Regions from separate parts of the Homo sapiens genome. Here region 1 is linked to region 2. A link is a contact called in ENCODE Hi-C or POLR2A ChIA-PET data. All regions are on one chromosome and are shown on one strand. Each heading gives the region's core, a stretch centred on a gene start or an enhancer-like site at or near the end of the contact. The rest is flanking DNA. Distances are from core to core; before and after follow the strand shown.

The links. Hi-C counts contacts between places; a loop is a spot of excess contacts on that map. ChIA-PET counts read pairs that join two places held with the same protein, here RNA polymerase II (POLR2A). Pooled maps may share reads with other maps.
Region 1: a loop to region 2 is called in a pooled map, with 7 times the contacts of the local background. The contact joins the promoter of SH3BP5L here to the promoter of SMYD3 in region 2. A Hi-C loop is called at or near these places in 1 of 168 maps with a recorded cell type or tissue (CD8-positive, alpha-beta T cell) and 5 of 50 pooled maps. POLR2A ChIA-PET finds 5 or more read pairs at or near these places in 1 of 52 experiments (activated T-cell).

What each region holds. Positions count from the first base shown.
Region 1 is chr1:248,822,601-248,828,921 of GRCh38, forward strand. It overlaps SH3BP5L (SH3 binding domain protein 5 like), which reads right to left and starts at 3,315. Exons shown (of 7, transcript NM_030645.3): 1 at 3,235-3,315; 2 at 2,153-2,766. The coding sequence starts at 2,335. MIR3124 (microRNA 3124) reads left to right here and starts at 3,777; the gene lies at 3,777-3,843. RefSeq lists enhancers at 2,987-3,046, 3,109-3,660, 3,417-3,676, 3,661-4,211, 3,787-3,836 and 1 more.
Region 2 is chr1:246,505,824-246,512,393 of GRCh38, forward strand. SMYD3 (SET and MYND domain containing 3) reads right to left here and starts at 1,456. Exons shown (of 12, transcript NM_001167740.2): 1 at 1,231-1,456. The coding sequence starts at 1,394. RefSeq lists enhancers at 407-907, 908-1,408 and silencers at 1,094-1,143, 1,414-1,593, 2,083-2,315.

The sequences.
Region 1 (6,321 bases), core at 2,065-4,564, 2.3 Mb after region 2:
TAGAAGAGTCAGTGATGACAGAATATTCTATTTATGCACTGTCAGTATAACATTGAGGAACTGCTTTTTTTTTTTTTTCTGAGACGGAGTTTCGCTCTTGTCACCCAGGCTAGAGTGCAGTGGCAGATCTCAGCTCACTGCAACCTCCGCCTCCTGGGTTCAAGCAATTCTCCTGCCTCAACCCCCCAAGTAGCTGGGATTACAGGCACCCGCCACAACACCTGGCTAGCTTTTTTTATTTTTAGTAGAGACGGGTTTTCACCATGTTGGCCAGGCTGGTCTCAAACTCCTGACCTCAGGTGATCCACCTGCCTCGGCCTCCCAACATGCTGGGATTACAGGTGTGAGCCACCATGCCTGGCCGAGGAACTGCATTTTTACATGTTAATTTTAATTGATTGTGTTTAAATAGCCACATGCAGCTAGTCCACCCTATTAGACAGCACAATGCAAGCATGACTCTTCCTACTACTACCATGTGCCTATGCAGACACTGGAAAAATACATAGGAGTAGTAGAGGCCAAGTAAAGAGACCACAGTGGATTCTCCTCTGCAGAAGCCTTCTCTGGAGCAGGGCAAGGAAGGCTGTAGGGAGGCATATAATGCACATTACACAGCCCTCCTCCACAAGCAACAGAGAGACAGCTCTTTCCCAAAGTGCTATCTACAAACTATCACCAAGGAACAAGCAAAAAGAGTTTGAGAAAGAACTGTAGACTTGTGTCAGAGCAGAGCAAGAATGAGTTGTGCAAATCAGCTAGACCAACTGCTCACTTTACAGATGAAGAAACTGAGGCTCAGAAACGTAAAGAAACTTCCATAAAAATCATAAATCATGGGGTTGGAGGTAGCGTGAAACTCAGCCCAAGACTTTTTTCACTACAACTGATTTCCTCAGAGGATGATAAATCTGTAGAAATAGCAAGAAAAATTGGCTGTTTTCAATGCAATGTCAGGCAGAGCAGAAATAAATTACTGACTCATGCCAGAAACAAATGGCTCACCACTGCTCCATTATAAGCATGGACACAGTAGAAGAGGAACCCACACACACACACATATCCCAGGAACCCACACAGAGAGTGAAGGAAGAATGCCAGGACTGGCTTTGATTTCTTCCCAACTCACTGGAGTAATCCAATAAAGGTTTGCTGACAGATAAGCCTAGGAATTTGAGCCTTCATATGTTCTTGCTCACCTACAGAAGAGTCACTTCCACAACATCAGAGTCTTGGAGATGTGACCGGAACAAATGGCAGACTCAAGCCCCAAACATGCAGGAGCATCCTGGTCGTCACCTGCCCAAGAAGCTTCCTCAGGAAGTCATTCTCAGCCAATTCCCTGAAACACTGCAACCCAGCTTTGATTGGCCAGGCATCTCTTCCACATGGAGTTGGTCTTCCTCACTGACTACCCCCAGGTCTCCTACACAAAGATCTGCCTGTCCTACCAACTAGATTGTAGACACTCCAAGGCAATAAACTGCTCTTCCATTCCTTTAGGAGACCCACTATCCTGAGGGCCAGGTATGTATGTTACTAAGGATTGGCCACAACAAAAGTTACAAATCCTTGAACATATGGGGTTTCTTTATAGATCTAAAGTTGATGCTACCTTTATAACACTGGAAAGGTCTCACTGTTTACAAGGGTGAAACACATTATCAGAGCAATGTGGGCCGCACATCCCTGGAAGGTACCGCTGAGAAGGTGAGAAAGGGGAAAAGATTCTCTCACTCAGCCTCAAAACTGTCCCCCAGTATCAAAGTCATCTCCTCTCACACAGCATCCCTAACTAAGGTGGCAGCCCCTCTGCTTATCTGGAAAGAAGTACAACACACCTACCCTCCACTGACCTAAAGTGTGCCTCCTCCATCTACTGCCAAGTGACACTTTGCTCCTTCAGTGAAGCTTTCAGCAATGCCTCCCAAGCACTAAGGCCAGGCCTTTCTCTGCACTCCATCAGCACTTCAGACACACAACTCTTTTGGAACTTGTTACATTACCCTGCAATGATTTGTTGACAAACTTGTTCTCCTTTCCTGCCCCAGCAGACTGGGGACAGAGTAAGTCTAAGCCCTCATTCATCCAACACTCTTCAGGGAGGCTGGAATCTGGGCTCTCCTTCTCTCCCTGCTCTCAGTGCTCTCACCTGTATTCTAGGATCCAGTTCTTCCTCCTCTCTTGGGGACAATTTGGCCTCACTGCTGCTGCTTCCACCTCCTCCAGGCTCTTCTGCGACTGGGCTCCTAGGGACTTCATCCTCTACAACTTCAGGCCGCAGCTCCCCCTGTGGGGTCTCCCGCCCTCCTGGAACCTGTCTGAGCTCAGCCATGCTGACAGGGGGAGGGCAGAGCCCTATGCACAAGAGAGGACTGACATGCTGGGACCAGGGCCCCAGCTTGGGGCTTCCTGGGCTCTAGATGGCCAGGAGAAGAGTTTCTCTTCTCAAAAGGCAGAAAAGGTGGGCACAGGAAGAACCTCACACTAGGTTAGAGGTTGAGATTCAAGTTGTCAGTGGGGTTCCTAGAGCTGAAGCCTTGTCTGTGCAAAAGTTCTTCCCTTCCCGCCACAGGGAGTCCACTGTGACAAACCCGGAGCAACAGCTCCAAGGCAGGGGGCAAAGGGGGCTTGGATCCTGGACCGAGGCCTGCTAGGAGGAGCACCATTCGGGAGGGTGGAGGCAGGCGCCTCCAGGCTGTGGTGGCAGCTGGAGAGAGAAGGCTGGGCCCGAGCTGAGGCTGTAGGATGAGCGTCTCTGGGGAGCTGCAGAGAAACAAAGGCCAAGTATATGGTCATGTCAGCATCAAAACCGCAGCCACCAGCCCCTTCCAACTCTACAGCCTCCCAAAAACTACACTCTCACCACGCCCCCACCCATGTATTCCGACCAGTCCCTACCTCAACTTCTCTCCTTAGCCCTCAAGGACTTTAGATTCTACTCTTCCCCCGTCCCAGCTCCTCTCGACCCAGGCCCTCCTCAACCAGCGCCTTCGAGACTTTCCTCTGCACCCCTAGGCTCTCCTCCATCTCCTGTGGTCTCCCGCTCGTCCCACTCCACCCCAGCCCGGCTTTGCGATTCACCTTGTAACCCCGAGCCCCACCCCACCTTCTCTGTCCAACCCGAGACATCTAAGCCTCCCGTCTCCAATTCCACACTCTTCCGCAATCCCAAGGACCCTACTCCCGTCCATTCTACCCAGCCATGCGCAAAAGCCCCCCGCACAGCCTTACCTCAGTTTACCTTCCCGTCCGCGGAGCTTCTATGCTGCAAACAATCTCCCCCCCTCCCTCCCCGCAACAAGCCGATCCAACCAAAAACGACCAGGCAGACCAGAAGCGGAAATACATCATCGGTGAACAACGCTCTCCCTCCCACGCTCTCTCTCAAGCCGGGCCTCCTCGGGAGGCCTCACACTCCCCCGCCCTGCCTTCAGTTTCCGTACAAAATGGTGCCCCACGTTGCTCAGGCTAGCCGTAGGTTGCCTCCAGACCATACTCCACCAAGGCTGAATGAAAGAAAAACATGAGAATGTGGTGCTGAAGAAAATTAGGGCGCGGGACGGAAATCGAGAGTAACTGGTGAGAAGAGGAATACTAGATATAAAACGGAGATAATAGCCTCAGAGTGAGTAGTGCCATCTTGCTTTACGGAGCTGCGGCGGCGGCTGCCGGAAAGCCACTTCCGGCCTGCTCCACGGAGGCGGGCGCGACGCCGAAAGTGAGCTGGTAAACTTCCGGCAGTGGCTCCGGGGGCAACTCGAGTCCGGACGCTGGCGGGCTTCGCGGGCGAAGGCAAAGTCGATTTCCAAAAGTGACTTTCCTCACTCCCGTGAAGTCGGCGGAACCCTCCACTAACGGCGTCTGAGCGGACGGCTCCGATGTGTAAATCCCACTCCTCGAGGCCTCTGGACCTTGCACCTTGAACGACGTTTTGGTGGGGTCACCAATTGCTCCGTGAATACTAACCAGGAACTTAGTCAACATTAACTCAGTTAATTCACTCGTGCACCCAGGGTCAGATGCCCTCGATGAGCAGGAGTTTGTTACATGGCATTGTGTATCGTTACCTAGGTCCCTGAGCGAGCGCCTGCTTGTCACCTCTAGGTGTCGCTTGGTGAGGGGAGGGCCTAGGCCTAAGGGGAAGGGCTTCATTCAGGGTTGGATGTTTTGTTTTTACAAAAGGCGTAACTTCCTCAGAGTCAACTCAAAACTTTGCCCTGCAGATGGAAAAGGCAAATGGGCTGAATTCCCCTCCTTTTTGGATCCTGTCAAAGACAACCCAGCTAGACATTGAAGCAGTGAAAAAGACTTTTTTCAGTAACTACTTACAGAAAGGAAAAGAACTGACCTCTGTTCCGATTTGTACAGAAGTGACTGGGCATTTCAAAGGGAGAATGAAGGAAGGAAGGTGATCAGGGCTCAATAGTGTTGGAGAAGTGAAAAATTACAGATTTGATTGGCATAGATGCGATTCGGCCAGATGTGTCTGCTAGCTAGCAGCTATAGAAGTTAGAGTGCTTTTTTATGTATTTATTTATTTTGAGACGGAGTTTAACTCTTGTTGCCCAGGCTGGAGTGCAATGGCGCGATCTTGGCTCACTGCAACCTCCGCCCCACCCCCACCCCCGAGTACAAGAGATTCTCCTGCCTCAGCCTCCCGAGTAGCTGGGATTACAGGTGCATGCCAACACATCTGGCTAATTTTTCTATTTTTAGTAGAGACGGGGTTTCGCCACGTTGGCCAGGCTGGTCTCGAACTCCTGACCTCAGGTGATCCACCCGCCTGGGCATCCCAAAGTGCTAGGATTAGAGGCGTGAGCCACCACGCCCAGCCTAGCTTGCTATTCTTGCACTGAGATTGGGAGGTAGAGGCTCTGCCCTTCTTGACGATCAATTTCAAAGGAATGGCTCTCAGGTCCTTTAGAAGGACCTCTTGAGTTGTAGCAGACGCATAAACACCTTAAAGAGAAGAAGGAAGGATTCATAATGGTAAGCCCTTAATAAACGCCCTGAGAAAGGGAGGTCAGGAGCCTATCATCAGGTGTTGGCTAGAACAAATAGTAAATTCTCCTGGTAGCATTGAGCTTTCTCAGGCAGGCATTTTCATGGGGGAGCTGGGGTTCTCCTAGGGACATGATCTGACACTGCTAGAAGGCATGCTAAAGTTTGTCTCTTAGTAACTCAGAGGTTTGGATGGAGTCATGTGCCAAGAGTTCTACAGTTCTCAGTCCATTTCTTCTATCCCTTCATCCCATGAATAACGATTTTTTTAAATTGAGCAGAGCAAAATATATTCCTTTAAAAGAGGTGATTGAAAACAGATTTTTCCATTAAATTGGAGGTTTTGTTTTTAAAATTACAAAAGTGATTTTTCTAATTTCAATAAGTCAGCAGGACCTTGAGTAACATTGTCTAAGTGGACAGCTTTGATGGATAATAATGCCTCAGTCTTCTACCACAGTCCTTTTTATTATTAAGGTGCCATACAAAAACCATAAAAATTAAATATAAGGTGATAAACATGATTTATTTGTTGTCTACCAGTCACTTTACTTTTGTAGAACTAGAATTTCACTGTAATAACCTCATTTTACCCAGGATGTTCTGTCTACCCTAGCCTGAATTATCTAACCTTTCTTATTCAGCACTGCTCCAATACCTGTCATTCTTATACCCCATCCCATAGCTCCTTTTCTCTGTGTAATGCTTAGCAATCACAAACTGCTGCTACGTGTCACAGATCTTTGGTGGGAAAACATTATGAATACATATAATGGCCAGACCCCTAGATCACATCCTGAGATTTAGCAGCTCCTTTAAAGTCTCCACTGGCCTCTTCCAAGGTTAACTCTCACCCACTGAGACCACATGTGAATCTATCATGTATAGATTGTGATATAATCCCACAATAGTTTTTCTGCTGGGTTTGGATAATGTTTTGGGTAGGAAGAGATTGGGCGATGCTGTGCATTGATTTAACCTGAACTTGTTTATTGAAGCCAGCACAAACATGATGAATTAAAACTTTTGTCTACAGCAGCACTGTCTGAAAGACCTTTCTGCAAAGAAGGAAATGTTAATCAGCTCTGCACAGTATGGTAGTCTGTAGACACATGTGGCCATTTAGAACTTGAAATGGAGCTACTGTGATTAAGAAGTTGTATTTTTTATTTTAATTTAAATAGCTCTGTGTAGCTAGTTTCTCCTTTCCTGGACAGCACGTTTTTAGAACCTGCCTTTTCTATATAATTTCTCCAGAATACATACTGAACTTTCACATCTTCAATACAAAACAAACAGCCTCTCAGTCTCCACTAT
Region 2 (6,570 bases), core at 206-2,705:
TTTGTCACCATTTATTCATTCCAAAACTTTTCTGTTCCAAGAACTATCTTGAAAGGAACGAATTGTTTTCAACCACACAGTTTACAAAAACTTCAAGATGCTGCTCTCTCCCGAACAGATGTTTTCGCTGTTATCATTACTTCAGAAAGCAACAGACAAAATTATTATTTGGTAGCTCTAAAATGCAAAGTCATATTCCTGAATTATGAATCAAATGAGAACAAAGTAAGAACAATGGTCAAATTACAGATACGAGTTTTGCACTTACCGTCCCACCTCCACCCACCTAAATCTCAGACTGGCAGGTCTGAAAAGCGGCCATGCACAAAATCATCGCACTCATCTCAAAATAGAACTCTTCTTCCTCGCACACAGAAGCTCAATAATATTTGTTGACTGAATGCAGTTCCTATTATTCATGTATGTTACACATTTCCATAAATTGCTTTCACATAGCACTTTACACCGGCACAGCGCGTCCAGGCTTCCAAAACACCTTCACGTGAATCCCTGCATCTAGAATGGTGGTTAAGAGTTAGACATGCCTGCACAGCCATTAAATGGCACAGCACACGGGGGACCCGTGTCTGATGCTCCCACAGCACATTAATTGCCCCTCTATTTCAGCCCTTCTGGTACACTGTAATTCTCTCTCTCACTTGATCAGCTCTTTGAGGAGGTCCCGTTCCTCTTCGTATCCCCAGGCCACACACAACCCAGACCACAGAGGTGCACCGTAGACATCAAGATTCTTCCACCTGCTGCAAGCCTGATGCTTTACCGGCGGGGCCTCTGCAGGGGAGCCTGATTTATACTCATCCCAGCTCCCACCCAGCCCCACGCCCGCCACGTGTGATTTCCACAGCCGCACCAAGGAAGACTGTCCAGCACACAGACTTTTCGTCTCCCAGCAAAATTATCCCCGGCACAACGCTTCCCCCTCAAGTCTGCCCAATGGCTTTCCCATTTCCACCGCAGCCCAGGTTGGGGGGCAGTGGCTGAGCCTGGGCCCCCTCCCAGCCCCGCTGCGGCAACCTAGGGGGGTGTCCGGGCGGGGCCTGTCAGCAGCGACCCGCCCCCGGGCACACGCGCGTCAGGGGCAGCACCGCCAAGCTGCCTGTGCAGCCCCATCCAGCAGGAGTCCCGCGGCTGCCGGCCGCCCGACGCCCCCCCCTCCCCAGCACCCCACACAGCTCGCGACTCAGGTAGGCGAGGGCGCTCCTTACGCACCCGAGAAGGCAGCGGTCGCAGACGACGCCACGACTCCCCTTGCACACCGTGTACGCCAAGGGATCCGAGCGGAAGAGTAGCTCTCCGGGGCGCAGCGGGGTCACGGCGCGCAGCCCGTTTCCCCTCTTGGCGGTTGCGAACTTTTCCACCTTCAGCGGCTCCATCCTCCCGCAGCTCCGGCACCTCAGACGGCTACCCGCGTCCAGCAGCGGGCGTCTCACGGGCTGCCGGGACCCGCGCGCCTGCGCCCTGCGCGCACACGTACGCCCGAGGGGCGGGGCGGGCGCGGTGGGGCAAGAGCATGCGCAGATGGAGTCTGGAGGGACGGCTGGAGTGGAGTGTGTGGGACCTGAAGGTGGTCGTAAGGCTCCGCGTGCGGCTCGTGCCCATGGCGACTGCGCAGAAGACAGGCGGGGTTTTTTTTCTCCCTCTAACATTGTATTACGATCATTTTAACGCATACGGAACAGTTGAAAACAGTGCAGTGAACACCTATATACCTCCGCCTAAATCAGACAACCTAGCACTTTGCCATTTCTGCTCGTCACTCTCTCCCCACCTGTAGCTATGTATACACGTATTGTCGTTAAACTATTTCAAAGTTGCAGGCATCATGACATCACAACTAGTACTTTGCACTGTAACTTTTTTTTGTTTTAGGACGGAGTCTTGCTCTGTCGCCCAGGCTGGAGTGCAGTGGCGAGATCTCGGCTCACTGCAACCTCTGACCTCCGGGTTCAAGCGATTCTCCTGCCTCAGCCTCCATAGTAGCTGGGACTACAGGCATGTGCAATCCTCCCGCCTGGGCCTCCTGACTAGATGGGACTATAGGCTCACGCCACCATGCCTGGCTAATGCTTTTTACTTTCCTCCAGAGACAGTCTACCTATGTCGCCCAGGCTAGTCGCAAACTCCTGGCCTCAAGTGAACCTGAACCTCCTGCCTCGACCTCTCGAATTGCTGGAATTACAGGTGTGAGCCACCACACCCAGCTTAATTTTCTTTTTTGTTTTTGGGGTTTGTTTTGTTTTGTTTTGTTTTTTGAGACGGAGTCTCATTCTCGCCCAGGCTGGAATGCAGTGGTACGATATTGGCTCACTGCAACCTCTGCCTCCCGGGTTCAAGCGATTCTCCTGCCTCAGCCTCTTGAGTAGCTGGGACTACAGGCGCCTGCCACCACGCCCGGCTAATTTTTGTATTTTTAGTAGAGACGAGGTTTCACCGTGTTAGCCAGGATGGTCTCGATCTAACCTTGTGATCCGCCCGCCTCGGCCTCTCAAAGTGCTGGGATTACAGGCGTGAGCCACCGCGCCCAGCCCACCCGGCCTAAATTTCTTAGTTTGGACAAACGTGCCATGGTAATGCAAAATGTCATTATTAAGGGCAGCTGGATGGAAGGTGTAGGAGTACACTATAGTGCCTTTCAATTTTTCTGTGTATCTAAAGTCATTTCAAAAGTAAACATTTATTTTAAAACATGAAGGTGGTTATGCTTCCATGAGTGTAAAGTACAAAAGGCAGGCTCGTGGTGCTGTCAGAAGTCAGAACACTGGTTTCAGGGCTGGGGGTGTTGGGAGGGGCTGGGCATGGTTGGCTTTGTGATCTGGGGGCTGGTGTGTTCCATCTGTGAATATCTTTTAAGCTGTGCACTTACCAGGGATGTAAGTCATATCTTAATAAATTTTCATAAGTTTGACAAAAAATAAAATGAGGATGGGAAGCTTGTTTGGGTTGTGGGGCCTCGGGTGCTTATCCAGCCATGAGCTGTGTCCCAGATGCTTCTAGAAGCCTGGAGGGAGCTGAGAACATTCCAAGTCGAGGTGGCAGAGCCAAGGCCCTGAGGTGGGAGCGCAATGCTGCACATCCCCAGCTGTGAATGGGGTGTCCTGGTCAGAAGCAGTGCTGTGTGCACTGCAGGGCCGGCAAATCCACGTCCACATTGTGGCTTGGTGCAGTGAAAGCCAATCTCAGCCCCCTCCACAGTGTGATTAGCCTGCCAGCAGGTGGCCAGCTGGTCCTCCTGGGAAATGGTGCCAACCCAGAGACTGGGTGCAAGTGTCTCATCCACGGAGGGGCGCTCAGCAGTGGTGTCAGCCTGGTGAGCCTCGGTAAGGGCACGTGCAGGATGCTGAGCCTCTTCCGTTCCCATGCCCGTCTCAAGGCCACTTGCTCCGTGGGCCCATCCAGCAAGCATGGTGGCCAGGAAAGAAGCCGGCTCCATTCACAGGGCGTGCTGTTTTGCTCACCTCAGGACCAAGAGCATCCTCCATAGTGATTCTCTTTGGTGGGAGCACTAGAAACATGAACCACAGATACCTTCAGCGTCTGAGCCGCTGAGGCGAGGGCTGCAGGACACCCTGCTGTCGGGAAACCCTGCACTGGCGGCTGGAAGGCATGTGGTGGTGGCGCCTGCTGTGGCTGCAGCAGTTGCTGCGAGGCTTCGGGATCTCGCCGGCCCCTGCGAGGTGAATTGTGACAGTGCAGAGCTCCGTGGTACCAGGGCCCCCTGCATGGCCATGCTGACTGCAGCTGGGAGCCCACCACACCTCTGGTTCCCCGCTCTTCCCAGGGCTGGGGTCTAGGCCAGGCCCCTCTTGGCCTGCGAATTGTGCCCTGGGAGGGGGACACTGTTCCACAGGTTGGGACCAAGGACCCAGGGCATGCTACTGGCTGGCTGGGCTGCAGGGATGCCATGCTCACCTTTCTCTCTCATGGCCTTGACGGGACCGGCTTCCTCATTGAACAGCATTTTCCAAGGTGTCTGGGATTGCTGGTGGGGTGCCACCCTGGCTCCTTCTAGGCATGCCCGTCATTGGCCACCAAGGGGGCCAGATGCAGGTGCCCATGCTGCTGTGGGGGCATCTCCCAACTTCCCTCTTAGTCCTGATGGGCCTAGGCAGGGCCTGATATGGGGGTCCCCATGGGCTTCCGGGGCTAAGCCTGCCCCATGGTCCCAGGGCTGTCCAGGACACATTCAGAAGGGACATGAGCTCAGCAGCTCTGTTTGAAATTATTATGGAACCAAGGGCCCCCCACATCCAAGTCCACTGGGAGTCGGGACATGGAGTTCCGCTGCAGGTACCTCCAGGAACCCCGAGGTCCTCCTTGAGCCAAGGCCAGGCTGGGCACACCATAAGTCCTGGGTCCCCCAGAGAATGGCCTGCTGCCCTGGGCTCCCCAGAAGCCCCCTCACGCCCCTGGGCCTTGGCCACATGGAAGCCCCACCAGGACAGGTGTGAGAGGACAAGGAACCCATGGTGGGGAAGCAGACCAAATGGGCCGCTGGAACCAGGCTGGTGGGCCAGGGGGCACCTGCCCATCCCCCTTGCAGAGGGCCTTCCTGCCACGTGAAGCCAGCACAGCCCTGGCTGCTGAGGACCCTTGCCTGGGTTTGGCTGAAAGAAAAACAGACGTGATCAGGCAGCACCTCCAGTGGGCCCAAAGAGTCCTTTCTGGGCCGGGCCCCACCTGCCTGGGTCTCCGGAGTCCTCAGGGTCTCTCGGTGGCCCCTGGGGTCTGACACTGAGGACACACCTGCAGGCTGCTGATCCCAGAGGGAGGGGTGTGTGTCACCTGGGGTAGGGAAGCTGTCGGGGCACAGCAGGTGGCTCCTGGGACTGCCCCCCAGGATTCAGGCTGGCTGGGGGCTTCCTGCCCCATGCCCTCATCCCAGGGCTGTTGGGCCTGGTATATGATCCCCAGTCAGAACTCAGGTGGGAGGGGCCTTGGCTGTCACCCAGCCCCCTTGCTACCTCACTTGGGGACCTGTCTCTACCATGAGTAAGAGGGCCCAGATACGGGGCCCCCTCTGCCCTCCTGGGCTGCCCGGTCCATGCCAGGACTGACCATTCCCACACCTGGCTGAACTCTTGGCTCTGGCTCTGGGCCAGGGGTCCCACCTGTGCCCTTGCCCTGAAAGCTCTGGGGGTCAGGGACACCGACTCCCTTGTCTCCCTGGCTCAAGGCTCGTTGTCCTGGCACCCTTGGAGGGATGTTCAGGAGTGAGGGGCCTCTGCTGCTCTCTGAGGCTGTCAGTGCTTGCAGGGAGGGGTGGGGGGGGTCCCACAAATGGGTCTGGCTCCTCCAGTGCCGTCAAGGGCCCTGTTGGGGGGGGGCGGGACACCGTGGAAAGTGGGAGGGGGCTTGTTGGAGAGGTCTTGCCCACATCCCCCTCCTGCGTGCACAGCATGTGCAGTGCACATGCACTGAGCACCTGCCCTGAGGACCGGGGGCCTATTGTCTTTCTTAGAGTCCAGGAGGAAAAGGAGGAAGAAAAGGCACAAGAGGAAGGCCCAGGTAGTAGGCTTGGGGGTCCCGGGCGCTCCCCCACTATTGACTGCCCCAGAGGGTGACTCAGGAGGGGGCCTGGTATGGAAGCCCATCTGGGGGTGGCAGGTCCCCATTCTTCCTTGTTAGCTTCCTCGTAGAGGCCCAAGGGTGCCCGAGAGCTGCGTCTTCATCCAGGGCCTAGGTATGGGAGAACCAGCCCCCAAAACTGCCCATGGGCCAGACCTGGATGTCTTCATGAGGCCCTCTAGGGATAGGGTGGGCATCAGGCCAGGAGAGTTCCCTGGGAGGGTCAGAGCCCATACCTCATTGCCACCTCAACCGTCTCCCACTGGGAGGTGCCAGATCCTTTTGTGGCCACCCCAGGGGTCCAGATGTGCATAGGAGGCTGTGGCTGGGGGTGGCCTGGGCAGGGAAGTGCTCACCACACTCCAGACTTTCATCTGGAACATGTCGGGGGTGGGCTTGGTGTCACTGTGCCCTGCCCAGCCCACCCAGCCAGACCTCCCCCTGGGCCAGAGCAGAGGATCATGGGGACAGTGTGAGGAAGCTGCCCTCAGGCCAGTCCGAGTCTGACCCCAGTGCTCCCCAGTGCCATTGGGCACACGTGGACTTACTCCATTAAACCTTAAAGGCAGTGCATGCCATCGGCATCAACACCTGTTCCCCTTCTACCAAATACACATCCCACAGGTGCAGGTTGAGCCTGAGAGAGATCTATGGGGACAGCAGACACTGGAGGACCTGGCCCTTCAAGGCTGGGGGCTGGTGGCTCGAGCTGGGCCCACTGGGACTTCAGTCCCCAGAGTCAGTGACCCTCCCCATGAGGGTCATCTGACCCTTCCAGGAGGCTGGGTCAGACAGGGTCTTGCAGCTCCTCATGAGGGGCACTCATTTCAGTGGGATATGGCTTCTGGAGAGAGGGACCTCCCCAGGGCTTGAGGCTTCTGAGCTCTCCCAAGTTGGGTTCTGCCCCAGTCTTCCCATGAGGCTGGGCCTGAGCCCCAACCTCTGCCGTGGGATGACCCTTCTTGGGCACGGGGCCTTGCTTGT